Regions from separate parts of the Mus musculus genome. Here region 1 is linked to region 2. A link is a loop called in an ENCODE intact Hi-C map of the cell type or tissue named here. Cell type or tissue: left cerebral cortex. All regions are shown on one strand.

Region 1 (8,000 bases), 1.2 Mb after region 2:
TTTTGTTTTTGTTTTGGTGAGCTCTCATTTCTTGCCCCCTACCACCTAACCCACACCACATACACTGGCCAAAATTCCATTGCTGGTCTCCCATGGCAGTCAAGGCTGCTCTCCTCTCAATAGTAGTTGCTCATGGCCTTAGAACTCAGCTAACTGAATCATGAGGTTGGGGGTGTCAAGAAAACGTATGCTCCTGAGTCAGTCCTAATTTATACCCAGTGTGAACAACTGCACTCAAACCTTTGTAAACACAGTCAGAAACACCTTCCTGCCATGTGAGCTTCCCTCTGTTGTCAGCTCGAATCCCCAAAGCTTTCACAGGAGAGTTGGTACCACCAGCTACACTGGTGCTCATAGACACCCAGCCTTAGCGAGCCTTGTTGCCTGTCCAGATCAGGCACCAGCCATCAGGCAAACCCCAGGGAGTGGCATCTTCATGGCAGTTCCAGTGAGCAGCTGCCCTTCAAAACTATTAGCCCAAATGTAGGCTTTGTAGAATTGTCACATTGATTTAAACAGTGATTCTCAACTTCACTGCAGGTTAAAGACACCGAGAACGCTTTACAAGCCAGAGGCTCCAGGGCTCTGACTTCCCAAAGACGTCCACTCACTCAGACTCCTGTGCTTAATACCCATGCTATGGAAAAGAGTGGGCTATATGAATTCCCGTTTATTTCCCTGTGTGTGTGAATAGACAAGAAGCATTAGCCTCGAGGGATTTAACGTTTTCACTTCACTGAGTTTCATTTCAACAAAATGCCTAAAGGCCAGGCTCTTATTTCTAAGTTCCCTTCCACACTCCCCGTTGTCCTGGGACACAGCCTCCCAGGGATATCAAAAGTTGCTGGTGCTACTAGTAGTATTACTGCCGTGGCTCGGCACTCGATTAAAATCAGAAATGCTCATACAAACTGTTCAATCACATTATCTACACATTTTCAATATAGGCTTGTTACCCTACTAGCTTCCCAGAGAAAGAGGTTACTACCTCCTGACTCCCAACCACCATTTTACCTGATGACTCGCTGATCTCTCTCCAGCAGTGAAGTCTAGTGTCCAGATCCAAAGGCTCTGAGTCGTGGATGGAGCACAACCCTGGTGTAAGATTTCTCAGCAGGCACTTGCAGCCCCAGAGGGAGGGTTGGATAGCTTGTGCTCCTCACTGCACCCTGTGCTGGCCACGCCCACAGACCTTCACAAAGTTGAAAGGCTCAGTGGCTCCAGCCCCCTCTTGAGAATGGTCCAGCAGCATGCAGGAGCCTCAGCTGGAAAACAGAGAGCCTTGCTGTAGAAGCCAGGCTTTTGGAAAATTCCAGCCATGTGTAGCAAGCTCAAGCCTTCATAGGTGGCATAGGACGTGGCAGATTTTACCTTAAGGCAAGAACTGAGGAAATATAAATTGTTCTGCATTGTAAGAACTGTCTACTGAAGAGGATAAACTTTCTCATTATCTTGTTCTCCTCCAACTCAGGAGTGTGGCCAAGGTTACATCCAAGGAAAGCTCCATCATACCACACACCCATGACCATGAATAAATACGCAAAGACTGCTCACAGAAATGATAAATTACATGGAAATACACAAACTGTACAAATACCCAAAAGCCCATATAGAAGGAAGGATATGCAGTTATAAACACAACATGCACAGACCCAAAACACTCATGAAGTACATACACAAAGAGAGAGACACACACAGGTACAGAAGCAGGCACATAAGACATATCATACATGCAGACATGAACTACAGGATGACACAGTGCCCAGAATCCAGCAGTCCCCAGTGCCTCCATACAGATTAGCAAAGGGTTAAAGTAGTCACTGTAACAGCCAAGGGAGCTGCTTTCCACTCCCCCATCATTCACAGACTTTTAAATTTTTAAACTATTTTGTATGAGTGTGTGTGTGTGTGTGTGTGTGTGTGTGTGTGTGTGTGTGTGTGTGTTCATGCATGCCACAGGAGACAACTCGCGGGAGTTACTTTTCTCCTTCTAGCGTGTGGTTTCCAGTGACCAAAGTCAGGTCACTGGGTTCCGCAGCAAGTGCCTTTACTTGCTGAGCCATTTTGCTCAACCCCCCCCCGCCCCCATTTATAGATTTTTGGGGAGTTTCTATAAGTGAGCCTGCCAAAGACTCAGCCAAGCCTTATCAGGTGCCTTTCAGACTTAACAAGGTCTACTTCTGAGGTCTTCCTTGGATCTAGCCGCTGGTAGGGTAGCCCTTTCTCCAACTTCTCTACCTACCAACCTGATAAGAAACGTTGTATGTGGATATCTTCTTTGTATATAGAATTGGCCTGAAGCAGCACACATAGGTGCACTACCAGCAGGTGCCATGCACTACATAAGAATGGCTGGGGCGCTGAGGCTCTTGGCTCTGTCCACAAAGTAATAGCACAAAAAAGGCTTCTTATAAGAGGAAGTTAGTAGTCTCCTGGGCAGAATCGTTTATCCCTGGAGCATAGCTATTGCTAGGAATATTTAGTTTTTAAAATATTCAGAGGTTTATTTGTGTGTGTGTGTGTGTGTGTGTGTGTGTGTCCACAGAAGCTAGAAGAGGGTGTTAGATGCCCAGAAGCTAGAATTATAGGTGATTATTAGCTGCCTAACATGGATGCTGGGAACCAAGGATGACTCCCCTGGAAGAATAGCAAGTACTCTTGACCACTGAGCCCCTACATTTTTAACTTTTATTTTTTTAATAGTGTTTCTTTATTCTTTGACAAGTCACACAACATATCTTGATCCTATCCAAATCATCATCACCCACAGTCATCCCCAAAATATCTTTTTGCCTATCCATATCTTTCCTTTTGTTTATTTTTATAACCCACTGAGTTCAGTTTGTATTGCCTGCTGATCTTGTACAGGTAGGCCTTCGGATGCAACCACAGCTGCCATGGGGTCATGAACACAGCAGGTAAGTCACATCAAAAAGACAGCTCTCCTCCCCAGTTTCCAACTCATACAGTGTTCTATACCCTCTCATGCAAGATTCTTTGTGCCTTGGGGTGGGGGTGGGGTGATGTAGATGCTTCATTCAGGGCTGGGTACCCATAGTCACTCATTCTCAGCCTTTTAACCAGTTGTGAGTCATTGTATTACCTGTTGCCCACTTCAGAAGCAGTTTCTCCAGCCAAGGTTGAGAGTGCTACTAGATGTTAGTAAGACACAAGCTTTAAAGCAAAGCACACTACTCAGTGATGGATGTATCCAAGGGCTGCTCACTCAGCAGGGACAACTGTGGCACACGAACACTGATACCCCAGTTCCATACAAAGGAGAGCCCAAGCTTGTGATCACTCACCCTGTGAAGTTTGTAGATGATGTCTCAAGTCAGACTACCTATGTATCAAGGGTGGGCGTGGCTCATGACCACAGTGGATCACAACCTGGTTGTGGGACAAAAAACACGGGGAACCTGTCATAAGGAGGATTTGTAAACGTTAATAGTGCAGGCATTGCCAAATATCAGGTTCCCAGTTTATGTGGCTGACAACTATCTGTAGTGGACTCCATTTGCCAACTCTAGGGATGGCTACATGGCTTTAACCCTGAAGAAAATCCTACCCTTGCCTTGGACTGGCTTAGACAATCAGATCTTCATGTCCTATAACAGGTCCTACACCTGAGACCTCTGGGAAAGAGATGTTGGAACAATGAGGCCCCCACAAAATAGGACAAACACCTCTGTGATCCAATGAAGGCACCCTTCTTTTCTTGCTCTTAATAGTCATGAGAACCACGGGGACCTTAGCACCTATCTACATGGGGGAACCTGTCAGAATAAATGGCCAGCCAAATGCCTATGGCCACCAAAATATGTTGGCAAAAACAGCCAGAAGAAGCCAAAGATGACTTCCATAGTGGTGGCTGAGTATAGAGTATGTGACTTACATCTTTCACAACAGAATTCAGGTATCACAGTTGCCTCCGTATAGCTGTAGGAAGAGTAGAGGTTATCCTAAGAACATCTAGGAGGTCTAGTGTGCTCTTCATTCTGTACTGCCCAAGGCACATGGAAGTCACCTCTGCAGACAGAAACTAGCCAGAATGAGGCTCCTGAGAGTTCCTGGAAAGTAGCCCCACTCCCTGGCCCACCATCCCTTCCAACGTTCAGCCTCCCATCCCTGGCCTGGCCACCCAACCTTAAGCCTCACAAGCCTACAACTACCCCAGGGTGGCTGGTGGATGTTTCATCCTGTGCAAGTCCAAGAGTTCACACGAACCACTGACCCTGAAATCAAAGGCCCCTTAGGGCTGCTTTGTCAGAAGTAGTAACCCTGTATCCCTATTTCTACAGCCCAGGGGGAAGAGAGGAACCCCCTGACTGCAAGGTCTGATCCCAAGATCCAGAGCTGACTTACTGCCTTGTTCTCAAGTGGAAAGGATGTTACCTAAGCCGTGAGGTCTTAGTGAGAAGAGAAATGCTGAGGCAGAGATCACTGCTATGAAGTCTTTTCCAATTTAAAGAAGAAAAAAAAGTTAAGGGTTAATCAGCTTATGTGAATGCCAAAGCATGAGCTTTTCAAAGGAGACTGGTGAGGGATCACAAGATCCCCAAGCCACAAGGCCAACTTATACTCCCAGGAATCTCACACTCACGGGTTGCCCAGGCTGCTCTGGTGGATTAATCCTCGTGGACAGTGTGTTCTATGGATGAAGTGAGGCCCAGTACATTGCTCAGGCCTGGGTGCCTTTGCAGTCTCAGGGAGCCTGTCAGCTCCACTAACTGAATTCAGAGCAATTCAAAGGGGGATTTCACAAAGAGCTCAAGCATTTCAAAAGAGGAATTTGACATGCCACAGACCTCTCTCCTTCAAAGGAATGTGTTTGTAAATCAAATAGCATACCCACCCGCACATGGACTTGGGGAGCTCTCTCTGGAAGTCCTAGACTTTTAATTAAGCCTGTGTGTGGTACCTACCCACCGTGGACAGTCAGTGTAACCACAGACTGGGCACACACCTCACCGATTGAAACAAACCTATCCAGGCAACATTACATTCATTGAACATTATATAAGCCAGCTATCTCTACTACAAAACCTCTTGTTCAGACAAAGCCTGGGTTAAATACAGCCACTGGTAGATTAAAACAAAACACTATTCATTCTTTGATAACTTCATATGTGAATACAACATGTTTTTTTACCATATAACTCCAAGTGTCCCATACATTTTAATAAACTATTTTGTGTGTATATGCATTTGTTCATGCATCTACAGGATGGGTGTAGCTAGACAAGGACTTGCAGAAGCCAGTTTTCTCCCACTATGTGGCACCCAGTGATCAAAATCAGGTCATTGGATGTGGCAGCAAATGCCTTTACCAGCTGAGTCTTTCACTTACCCCCATTCCTAAATTCTGAGGTAGCTTCCATAAGTAAACCTGCCAGACAGGCTCAGTGGCCTTCCAAGCCAGTAAGGTCAACTTCTGAAGTCTTGCTTGGATCAGGCCTCTGGAGGGAAAAGCTCCCACCCACTTCTCTAGTCAGAACTAGTATGAAACTTCCTACACCTATAGTTCTTAGCGTTGCCTTGGCCAAGTCTTGGAGGAAAGGCAGCTTACCCGCTGGGGACACTAGGAGTCCCCCATGCAAGGAAACCAGCTGCTAACAGGCATCACCATGGTGAAGTATATGAGGCATTGGCAGGCCTTAAACTTGGTTTGCTGCTAAGAGTTCATGTGTTAGAAGCTGAGTTTTCAATGGGCAATGTTAGAAATGAAAGGAATTGAGAGGCAAAGCTTGGTGGAAGGCTCTAAGGTCACACTTGTCGTGTCCGCAGAAGAGATTTTGGCAAGAGGCTTTCTATGAAAGGCCAACCAACCCTTCCTTGGCTCTCACCTTGAGAAGTAATCTTCCACATACATGCGCGTGCCTGCCATTGTGATACTGCCATGAAGTCATCATCAGAGCTAAGCAGAGTAGAATGATCTCCTACTCCCTATCTTCCTTCCCACTCTCTTTTGAGGTCGGCTCTGCTGTGTGTTCCCTCTGGGTTGGTCAGTCATGACTTTTACCGTCTTAATTTGGGGAGGTCTGTTCAGGTGCACGAGACCCTTAAGAGATCCAGCCTAGTAACTTTCCCCCCTGAGGAAAGAGGGAAGGTGCATGGGGCTCTCAAGAGACTCACGGGTCTCCCAGGACTCACAGTGCCGAGGAAGCTCATGGGGCTCACAAGCCTTCACCAATAGTCTCAGAAACCACTCACCATTCTGAAGTGGTATTGTAATAATCCATGCAACAAAAATACAGACAACCATGCTGATTCAAAGGATAGTAGTCCTTTATTGGTCAGTGACCAAAAACATGCACGTGCCTCAGTTTCTTGGTGCCAAAGCTTAGAGGGTACAGGCTTTTTAAAGACAAAAAAGTACAAAGAACATAATTTCTATCAACATTAGATGAGGATCAGAGTAAACCTCAAAACATTCATTTCTGGCAGACCGTAGTAGTTATTTCAAACATGACATGACATCTATTTTTTGACTTAATACCATCTTTAGTTATTTTAGTTGATGTTAAGATTGCATAAACATTACTTACTTTGGTTAATACCCTTGAACCATAGTCAAGGCCATGGAAATCTCAAATGTGTTGCCAAGGTATATGTAACAGTTGTGGGGGCAAAAAGCTGAGAACTGCCTAAGCAAACACAAAATAGAGTCAGGACAAGATGGTGTTACCTCAGTTACTTCAATATATGAGATGAACAATTAACAGGAGGGAACTCTTCAGTAGTGTAGCTGCCTAAAACTTATTCAGAAGATACTTCAGTCCCCAAATCAATCCTTACTTGCTAAGAATGGACCTTTTGGAATCCTGGACATACAATCATGGAATGCACTATACGGAAGGTTGTAAGATACAGAAAAAGCAGGCTGGGACTGAGGTAGAAGTTCCTTATTGGCTGGCATTTGTAGCTCCAAAAGGTGCCATGGAGGCCACAGGAAAATGGTCACCAATGGTCGAGCTTGGCCATGGACCCTTGCATATTACACTGCTGGCATGCCTTGCAAGTTGCTCCTGCTGCTGCAATTTAGAACACCTGTTACTTTCCAACTGTATTTAAAGTCAGCACCAGAGGAGGCACTCGTGTTTGGCACCATAAACGTGAGGTAGGGAAACCAATACCCTGTAAGGTGGCTACAGCTATTGTTTTGTTAAATAGGTCTAACGTGTTTATCAAATTATTTTCTAAGCATTAGCATTTGTGTCCATAGATGACTCAGCTGTAGTGGAAGGCAACACCTTACAGTAACTGGTGGCAGTTACCGCATATGCTTTTATGAAATCAAATGCTAAGGGTATCTGTTGTTGTAGTCTGTACTGTTGCTGTAGCATAGCAGCCCAATGTCCAGTCGTAAATGGAAGAAAACCATCTGATCATTCCATTCCCATCCAGACTCACCTACAGAAGAGAGGATAGAAATAATGTAAGAGCTGGAGGAAGATGGTATGTAATGTATGTCTTCTTCAGGTTGAACACAACCATTGCCCTCCTGAGATGAAGAAGACTATTAATATCCACTCACGGATAGCTGGAGAGGGCTCAGGAGGCTCACAGTGCTGACAAGATCCTCATGAAGTCTCTGTCTTCTATGAGGTTATAGAAGAGGTCAACCGTTGACTGGGAAGAGGGACTCTTCGGTAGTGTGCCTGCCTCTTAAGATGCCCAGGTGTGATGACTATTCTTGGTTGTCATTTTGACCCATCCGGGAAGTAGAGCCCTCAATGGGCAACTGCCTCCATCAGATTGACCTATGGACATGTCTGTGGGGCATTTTCTTGATTGCTGATTGATGCAAGAGGGCCCAGTGCACTTCAAGTCAGTACCATCCCTAAGCAGGTGAAAGGCAACTGAATGTGAGCCTGAGAACAGGCCTCAGCTTCCCTATAACGATGGATCTGTAAGATGAGGTCAGACCTTTGCTCTCCAACTTGTTTTTGATCAGAGTAATTTATCAGAAAGAGAACTAGAACAGCAGGAGATTCACA
Region 2 (8,000 bases):
ATCATTTTCAAGGTACAGACAACACACCTTTCCATTCTCGAAGAGTTGTGCTAGCCAAGCGCAGGCTAACACCTTCACGTTTAATGCTTGGAGCAAATGAGAATGGAGGAGTTTGGTAACCACCACAGGATCACAGAGCCATCAAAGGGCCAGCCACGATTTCAGCCATATCCATGCTGGATTCATCACAATTGACCACTGGAGCACAGCCACATTCTTACTGGATCTAGGAAAGTCCTATTAGTACAGCTTTCAAATACCGTGCCCAGAAGGAAGGTAAGCATGATGAGCTGCCTGTGGCAGTAATGAGTGGTTGTTTATGCAGAGTAAGGCTGCTAATGAGCTGCAAAGCTGATAATGAGTTTTATTTCTCTCGGTCTTCAACATTTGAGAAGTGAAATCGTTCTTGAAACTGCTGTGCATCTTAGTGTGCTAAAGCTGTCTCGGTTGGGTTTCTACTGCGGTGATAAACACAGAAAGCAAGGTGAGGAGGAAGGGACTCATTTCAGCTTATATTTCCGTGTACCAATCCATCACAGAAGGAAATCGGGACAGGAACTCAAGAGATGAACCGGGAGGCAAGAACTGGGTCAGAGGCCATGGGGGAGTGCTGTTCACTGGCTTACTGTCCACAGCCTTCTTAGTCTGCTTTCTTATGCAACCCCTGACTACCTTTCTGGGGTGGCATCCCCAATAGTGTGCTGGGCCCTCCTACAGCAATCACAAATCAAAACATTACCCCACAGACTTGCCTACAAAACAATCTTTTTTTTTTAAAAGGTTTTATTTTATTTATTTCACTAATATGAGTACACTGTTGCTGTCTTCAGACACACCAGAAGGGGACATGAGATCCCATTACAGATCATTATGAGCCACCACATGCTGGGAATTGAACTCAGGACCTTTGGAAGAACAGTCAATGCTCTTAACCGCTGAGCCATCTCTCCAGCCCCGCAAAACAATCTTCTCATTTTAAATTGCTTCTTTCCCAGTCTAAGTTTGTGTTAAGATAATAAAAACCAACCAGCATGTTACTGCTTTAGCAAAGACAAGGAATTGACAGTACAAATTACTGTCAACTCACAGAGCACATGCTGGCAAAGGAAGATCTGGTAACCTTCTGTCATGGCTATTTGGGGGCCTGTTGCATGTAATAATTATAAAATCAACTCATGCTGTTGCTGGCTACTCTCTGGCCTTGGCAGTCTCTTTGCCCCCATGGACTCCATGAGACAGCCACCCAACTTCTCTTGGTTCACTTGCCTCTGATCTGCCTCTGATCTTCCCAGCCATTTGCCACCTGTGGCTCACTATCACAAATTCCCTTAACTCAGTAAAATCAAAACTCTAGAGGCTTGTAATTTATCAGTCAGATTTATAATAGTAAATTCTCAACTCACAAAACCCCCATACAATGAACTCAGAGCCAATTGATATTGATACAAGCTGCCCATCTAGATTGGACAAACTGTCCTAAATTATTCTATTGCTTCTATGGTATTCATAGCTCCCTGTGGCTATTTCAAGTCATGTGGATCTGGTTCGTCTTCTTCCTCCATCTTCTCTGTCCTTCCATCTGTCTGTTCCCTGTTCTCTCTCTCTCTCCCCCTCTCTCTGAAACTCTCAGCTCTGCCTTTCTTTTTCATCGCCCAATCCCATACTCTAGTCTTATATTTCACCTGCCCGCACCTGAGTATCCTCAGCAATCCACAGGGGAGCAGCTTTTGTGGTCAGTACTGAGGTTACTCACCAGACCCGGCACTGTAGCTCAGATCTTGAATGTCCTTCCATGGCCAGTATGCTAAAGGATTAACTGTCTAAGCAGCAATATCGGGAAGAGGTGGAATCTTCAAGAGATGTAAAATAGTCTTCAAGTCAGGGGGTAGCTTTCCTCTTCCTCTCTTCAGCTCCAGAGAAGGAGAAATGTGGTGTGGCTCTGCCATACATTCCTGTCATTATGTTCTGTCTTGCAACAAGCCCATAACAATGGAGCCAACAGGTCGTTACTGCAATCTCCAAAACCATGAGCTGCAAAGACCCTTTTCTCTTTGTAAACTGATATTTTTCAGGCATTTGTTACAGGGACAGATAACAAATTAACACACCATATAAAACTAGTGTTTTTTTTCCTTGGTGCTGTGATTCCTATGTGTATCTACCCTGGGATTAACATAAAAAACATGCTGTAAACATCTGTACAGAAATGTATATTATGATATTGCTCATGACACCCAACCATATAATTTTACAATGGACATATTTTTAAAGTAAAATTTTGTCCCCAATCTTCTTTATCTAACTCAAAAGATGGGGTGTGGTAAAGGCATGGTGTCCTTTATACTCTAAGGCAGACCTAAAAATATTTAAAAACAATAGCCACTGTCTTATAAAATGAAGCTACCCCAGCATAGTAAAACCCAGTATAAACCAAAGAAGTCTCTGTGCTTCTATCCCTACCATGCTGCAGAAATCTTTTCAGTTAGCACTGAGATCTTTCAAGCCATTGTTGATGTAGTTTCCCCAAGTGCCTGCTATCTGACACATTTAAGAGGAGCAAATAGTTAGTGGAGGATCTGAAAACTATTTAGGGTTGCACCAGTGGCCCATTGTTTCCATGATCTAAAGACAAACTTCACCAGCAGCTCTAGGAAGCCTAAGGAGAGCCCCTGACATTTCTCATTATCTTTAAAAAGAAGTCACTTTTGGCTGTGAGTGTATCTCAGAGGAAAATTTGTGAGTTTAGCATGTATGAGACCCCAGGCTGCATTCCCAGCACCAACCAATGGGACACACAAGGAACCCAATGATAAATTCAGAGACTTACAATGTTGTTTTAAGGATTTTTTTTAGTAAACCCATTGTAAATGGAAAGTGTCCTGAGTTGAAGATGACTTTCTTTCCCTCAGGCTGCTGGACAAGGTTTGTCGTGGCATCTTACATGTTTTTGATATTTTCCCACAAGCACAAGGCTCCTGTGAACATAGCTCTCTGTCACTCCAGAGATTTATATTATATATTATATTATATATTTTATAGATTTATATTATACATTTATAGCTAGAAAAATTAACTGAACACTAAAATGTGTGTGCATATGCAAATGTAAACATCTCTACATAATCATGGTTCAACAAGTTCAGACTGCAGTATGCTAAGCCAGAAGAGGACTAATATAAAATTCAAAATATTGCTTCTCCTGAGTGTCTCACTTTCATAACCTCTTCCTGTCAAATCTGCAAATCAAACATGGGAAGTTAGAGACTGTAACCAATGACTTCTGCTAGGACACCTCCGGCACACACCCTCCCAAGAGCTGTGTACCCAGCACTGATGTGTAGGTCAATTCTAAGGAAGCCTCCACAGAGATGCTCAAAGCCTTTCTACCTAGGATCATGGAACTGAGTGATAATGTCTCCAAAGACCTGCTGATGCTCTCCAAGAGTGTTGCTATGACCAGCTCATGTAATTGCTTTTTATTTTCTGGGTGGAACTTTCTGACATCACTGCATGGAAGGTGAGCTTGGAGGCCCTCTGGGCAAGCCCCTAAAGCTCAGGGTGTGGCCTCAACCTGTGATTTGATGTATCTTATAAGTAGCTCACTTGGCTACCAATTGCTGCTTTTCCTTTTCCCTTCCCCTGCACCCTCTGAACACTCGTGCTCTGAAAGATAATGCAGTAAGCATGACCTCAGGGAACACAGCACTGAATAAAGGGCTCCTGGCTGAAGTTGTTAGTCTGTTGGGCAAAAAACCACCAAAGGCAAGAAAAGGAGTAATAGGAGAAGGCCTGCAGCACCAGAGTCCTGACTATGTCAGGAACCAGAAGCTCTTCCACCTAGGATCCTTTCTTGCCTGTGCTACAAAAGACCTGGGCAGGAACTCTGGATTATTGACAGTTTTACCATTGTATCAAAGCACATAGCGGAACAGCAGCTACCAGCACTGTCTGCATCAAGTGCCTCTCCAGTTTCCCTCCACTCAGTGAGTTTGCCCTCTGCTATTTTACTTTGAAGACAGCATATTTCAAAACAAAAACAAAACTATTGTATTACTCTTTTAAAAAATTTAGTAGCATATATTAATTATGCAAAATAATAGCTTTTATTGTGACATTTTCATAATACATATAATGTATTTTGACCACACTCACCTCTGTCACTGTCTGTTTTTTTCTTTTTTTTTTTTTTTTTTAATCTCTTCTAGTACAGTAAGAACTTTAGGTCTTAAGACTTTTTGTTGAGAATGATGGTAGAATAAATATGCCCACTGGAGGGCAGTATATTCATAGTTCAACTCAAAGATTGGCATCATCCTTTGGTTATAGTGTGACATAAGGGAACTACACACTTTATAAATATCTGACTTATGGGTAATGTATTTGAACAGTATTATACCATTTATAGCTAGAAAATTTTAACTGGACAGTTACATGTGTGTATGCATATGCAGATGTAAACATCTGCACATAATATAACCCAGTGTCTATGGATTCTGGGACTGGGGAGATGGTTTAGTGGTACAGTGCTTTCTTTACAAGAATGAGGACTTGACTTCAGATCACAATATGCAAAAAAAGCTCAGATGTAAAGGGCCTTGTCCCACATCTAATCCCGGCACTGCAAAGCAAAGATAGGAGGACCCTGGGCTCAACTGTGAGACAGGCTTGGCAATCAGTGAACTTACATTCAGTTGAGAGACACTGTCTAAAAGGAGTAACTGTCCCCCCAACACACACACTTAAACCAGACCAAAGCAAAACAAACAAACAAATCACCTTATAAACTAGGGGCTGTAGAGTTGGATCAGTGGTTAAAAGCACATGTCATTCTTCCAGAGGACCTGAGTTCAATTCACAGAACCCACATCCACCTGGGACTTCAGTCCCAGGAGATCTCAGACCCTCTTCTGACCTCTGGCATCAGTAATATATGTGGTACACAGACATATGCAGGCAAAGCACTCATATGCATAATATAAAAAATATGAAATAACACATGTATTTGAGAAGCACAAGGCATTATAGTAGAACACAGAGTCAAAATTAATATTTAAGAGGGTAGAATGTATTATGTGTCTGTGTGTCTAACATACAGTGTATGTTTAACACACACACACACACACACACACACACACACACACACAGGTCTCCTACAGATTTTTTCTTCAAAATCTATTTTGTTCTATAATGTAACATACATTGGAAACCGTTTATGTGTCTTAAACATATTTATGTGACTTAAAAATTTCAGAATAAGCAGTTTACTCTGAAACTCTGACACATTGTGTTCCATTATAGTTATTTCACCTTCATGCATCTGTACAAAGTTCATGATACTTCAAATTTCTATTTATGATAAAATATACTTTGGACTAATTCCAGAAATTGGACAAAAGGTAAGCGAACATTTTGAAGTTGTTCTCTAGGGAGTCTGCTGTCATCATTCCCACCAACTTTAAAAGTAGTGATTTCTTTAATTACTTCCTCCCATACTCTATATGTGAAGGTGAAGTGGCAGTCTTTCCATGAGATGCATTAGCAACCAGTCTGTTTTTTAAAACTTGCAAGCAGTCACTCATTATACAGTCTAATAGCATCACCTCTCTTCTTCCGTTCTTTCCCGTAAGGTTCAGAGAAGCCCCCTTTTCACTGATTGATTTCAATGCACTCATTTCGGAGCCTGGGGTCTGGAGCCTGGCATGCATCTCTTTGCTCTTATTTGCCTGTTTTCTCCAAGTTCACTGTAGACCTGTAATCATCATTACTCAACTCCCCACTCATTGGCTCCTAGCCCTCCTAGACATGATTCTGAAGCTTGCTCCTCTGGCTAGTCTGCTCCAACTACCTCACCTTTTTGCACTCTGGGCTTTCAACATGCTGAGTAGCACACTGTTAGTTTAGCCAGGGCTCCATGTTTAACACCTTTGAAAGGGGCCTATCACACAGCCCAGATCACACACAGTTAAAAAAAAAACAAAAACAAAACCCAAAAAACAAAAACCAAAGAAACAAATCAAACCCCATAAACAAAATAGCAACAGTAACAACAAATACACCTGCACCAAACATGATTTTTCTGGACGTTAGAACACAACACAACACAGCCGTTATTTACCTAGTTTCACATTGTGCTTTGTATGAGAAGTCGCCTGTAGGTGACATAAAGTCTACCAGAAAGATATGCAGCAAAGTGTGTCTTGTAAGTTCTCTTGTTTTTAGCTTATGAAATCATGTGCTTCATTATGATGTTTTCATCCATACATCATGGTATTTATTGCCTGCCCTTATGTGTCATCTAACTCTCCTCCTATTTCACCCTCACTTGTCCTCTTCCTCCTCGCAAATATTCCCCATTCTGCCTTTATGTACATGTGTGCGGCATGTACAGACGGTTAAATCTGTATCCAGCATATGAAAGACAACTTCTGTCTCTCTCTCATACCCAAGTATCATTTCGTGTCTCCCCACCTCCCCTTTTCCAATCTTTTATTTCATAGTTCCTCTTCTTTTTTTTTAATTAGGTATTTATTTCATTTACATTTCCAATGCTATCCCAAAAGTCCCCCACACACTCCCCCACCGACTCCCCCACCCATCCACTCCCACTTCTTGGCCCTGGCGTTCCCCTGTTCTGAGGCAGATAAAGTTTGCAAGTCCAATGGGCCTCTCTTTCCACTGATGGCCGACTAGGCCATCTTCTGATACATATGCAGCTAGAAACACGAGCTCTGGGGGTTACTGGTTTAGTTCATATTGTTGTTCCACCTATAGGGTTGCAGTTGCCTTTAGCTCCTTGGTTACTTTCTATAGCTCCTCCATTGGGGGACCTGTGATCCATCCAATAGCTGACTGTGAGCATCCACTTTTGTGTTTGCTAGGCCCCGGCATAGTCTCACAAAAGACAGCTATATCTGGGTCCTTTCAGCAAAATCTTGCTAGTGTATGCAATGGTGTCAGCGTTTGGAAGCTGATTATGGGATGGATCCCTGGATATGGCAGTCTTTAGATGGTCCATCCTTTTGTCTCAGCTCCAAACTTTGTCTCTGTAACTCCTTCCATGGGTGTTTTGTTCCCAATTCTAAGAAGGGGCAAAGTGTCCACACTTTGGTCTTCTTTCTTCTTGAGTTTCATGTGTTTAGCAAATTGTATCTTATATCTTGGGTATTCTAAGTTTCTGGGCTAATATCCACTTATCAGTGAGTACATATTATGTGAGTTCTTTTGTGATTGGGTTACCTCACTCAGGATGATGCCCTCCAGGTCCATCCATTTGCCTAGGAATTTCATAAATTCATTCTTTTTAATAGCTGAGTAGTACTCCATTGTGTAAATGTACCATATTTTCTGTATCCATTCCTCTGTTGAGGGGCATCTGGGTTCTTTCCAGCTTCTGGCTATTATAAATAAGGCTGCTATGAACATAGTGGAGCATGTGTCCTTCTACCTGTTGGAACATCTTCTGGCTATATGCCCAGGAGAGGCATTGCAGGATCCTCCGGTAGCACTATGTCCAATTTTCTGAGGAACAGCCAGACTGATTTCCAGAGTAAGGATTGGGGAGGGTCTGTGAGACCCCACTGACAGCTCAAAGGTACTTGGCACTTAGCTTTTTACTTCACAGTCTGTGGTTTCTGAGAAAGGCACTGCCACCACCCCTCATTATAGGCTAACTCCAACTAAACACCTTTTATATATTTAGACATATATTTCAGGAAGATTTCACTATAGTAGCCTTCCATATGGCACATTCAATGGTCTTTATTGTTAGTCATCCTTCCCCCTACTCTTCTACTCTACCCTCCCATCCAGCAGCCCACTTAACTCTTCCTATGCAATCCTTCTCTCTTCATACCTCCTGGGTTTTATTTCCTTTTCATTAATGTCTGCCAGTAGCCTCATGCTGTTTTCTGTGTTCTACGGAGATGCCAGTTTAGACACGTATATCCAAATAACCAAATCTAGCATCCACACATGAGAGGGAATGCTCAGCAATTGTCCCT

Evidence for each region. Peaks named below come from ENCODE experiments on the same cell type or tissue, not always from the same donor. Only the 100,000 strongest peaks of a DNase experiment are listed, where the experiment ranks them.
Region 1: it touches region 2 in a loop (4-fold over the local background); 2 of 42 quality-filtered maps call a loop at or near these places.

Annotation. Positions count from the first base shown.
Region 1 is chr7:56,232,896-56,240,895 of GRCm38, reverse strand. Oca2 (oculocutaneous albinism II) reads right to left here and starts at 1,137. Exons shown (of 24, transcript NM_021879.3): 1 at 1,015-1,137. In left cerebral cortex, no CTCF peak of the experiment used is centred here; no DNase peak of the experiment used is centred here.
Region 2 is chr7:57,479,421-57,487,420 of GRCm38, reverse strand. The region is part of intron 6 of Gabra5 (gamma-aminobutyric acid (GABA) A receptor, subunit alpha 5); the gene reads left to right. Among named protein-coding and RNA genes, the nearest start is that of Gabra5, 27 kb to the left of the region's middle. In left cerebral cortex, a CTCF peak has its summit at 4,284 (motif pointing right); a DNase peak (open chromatin) is centred at 4,273.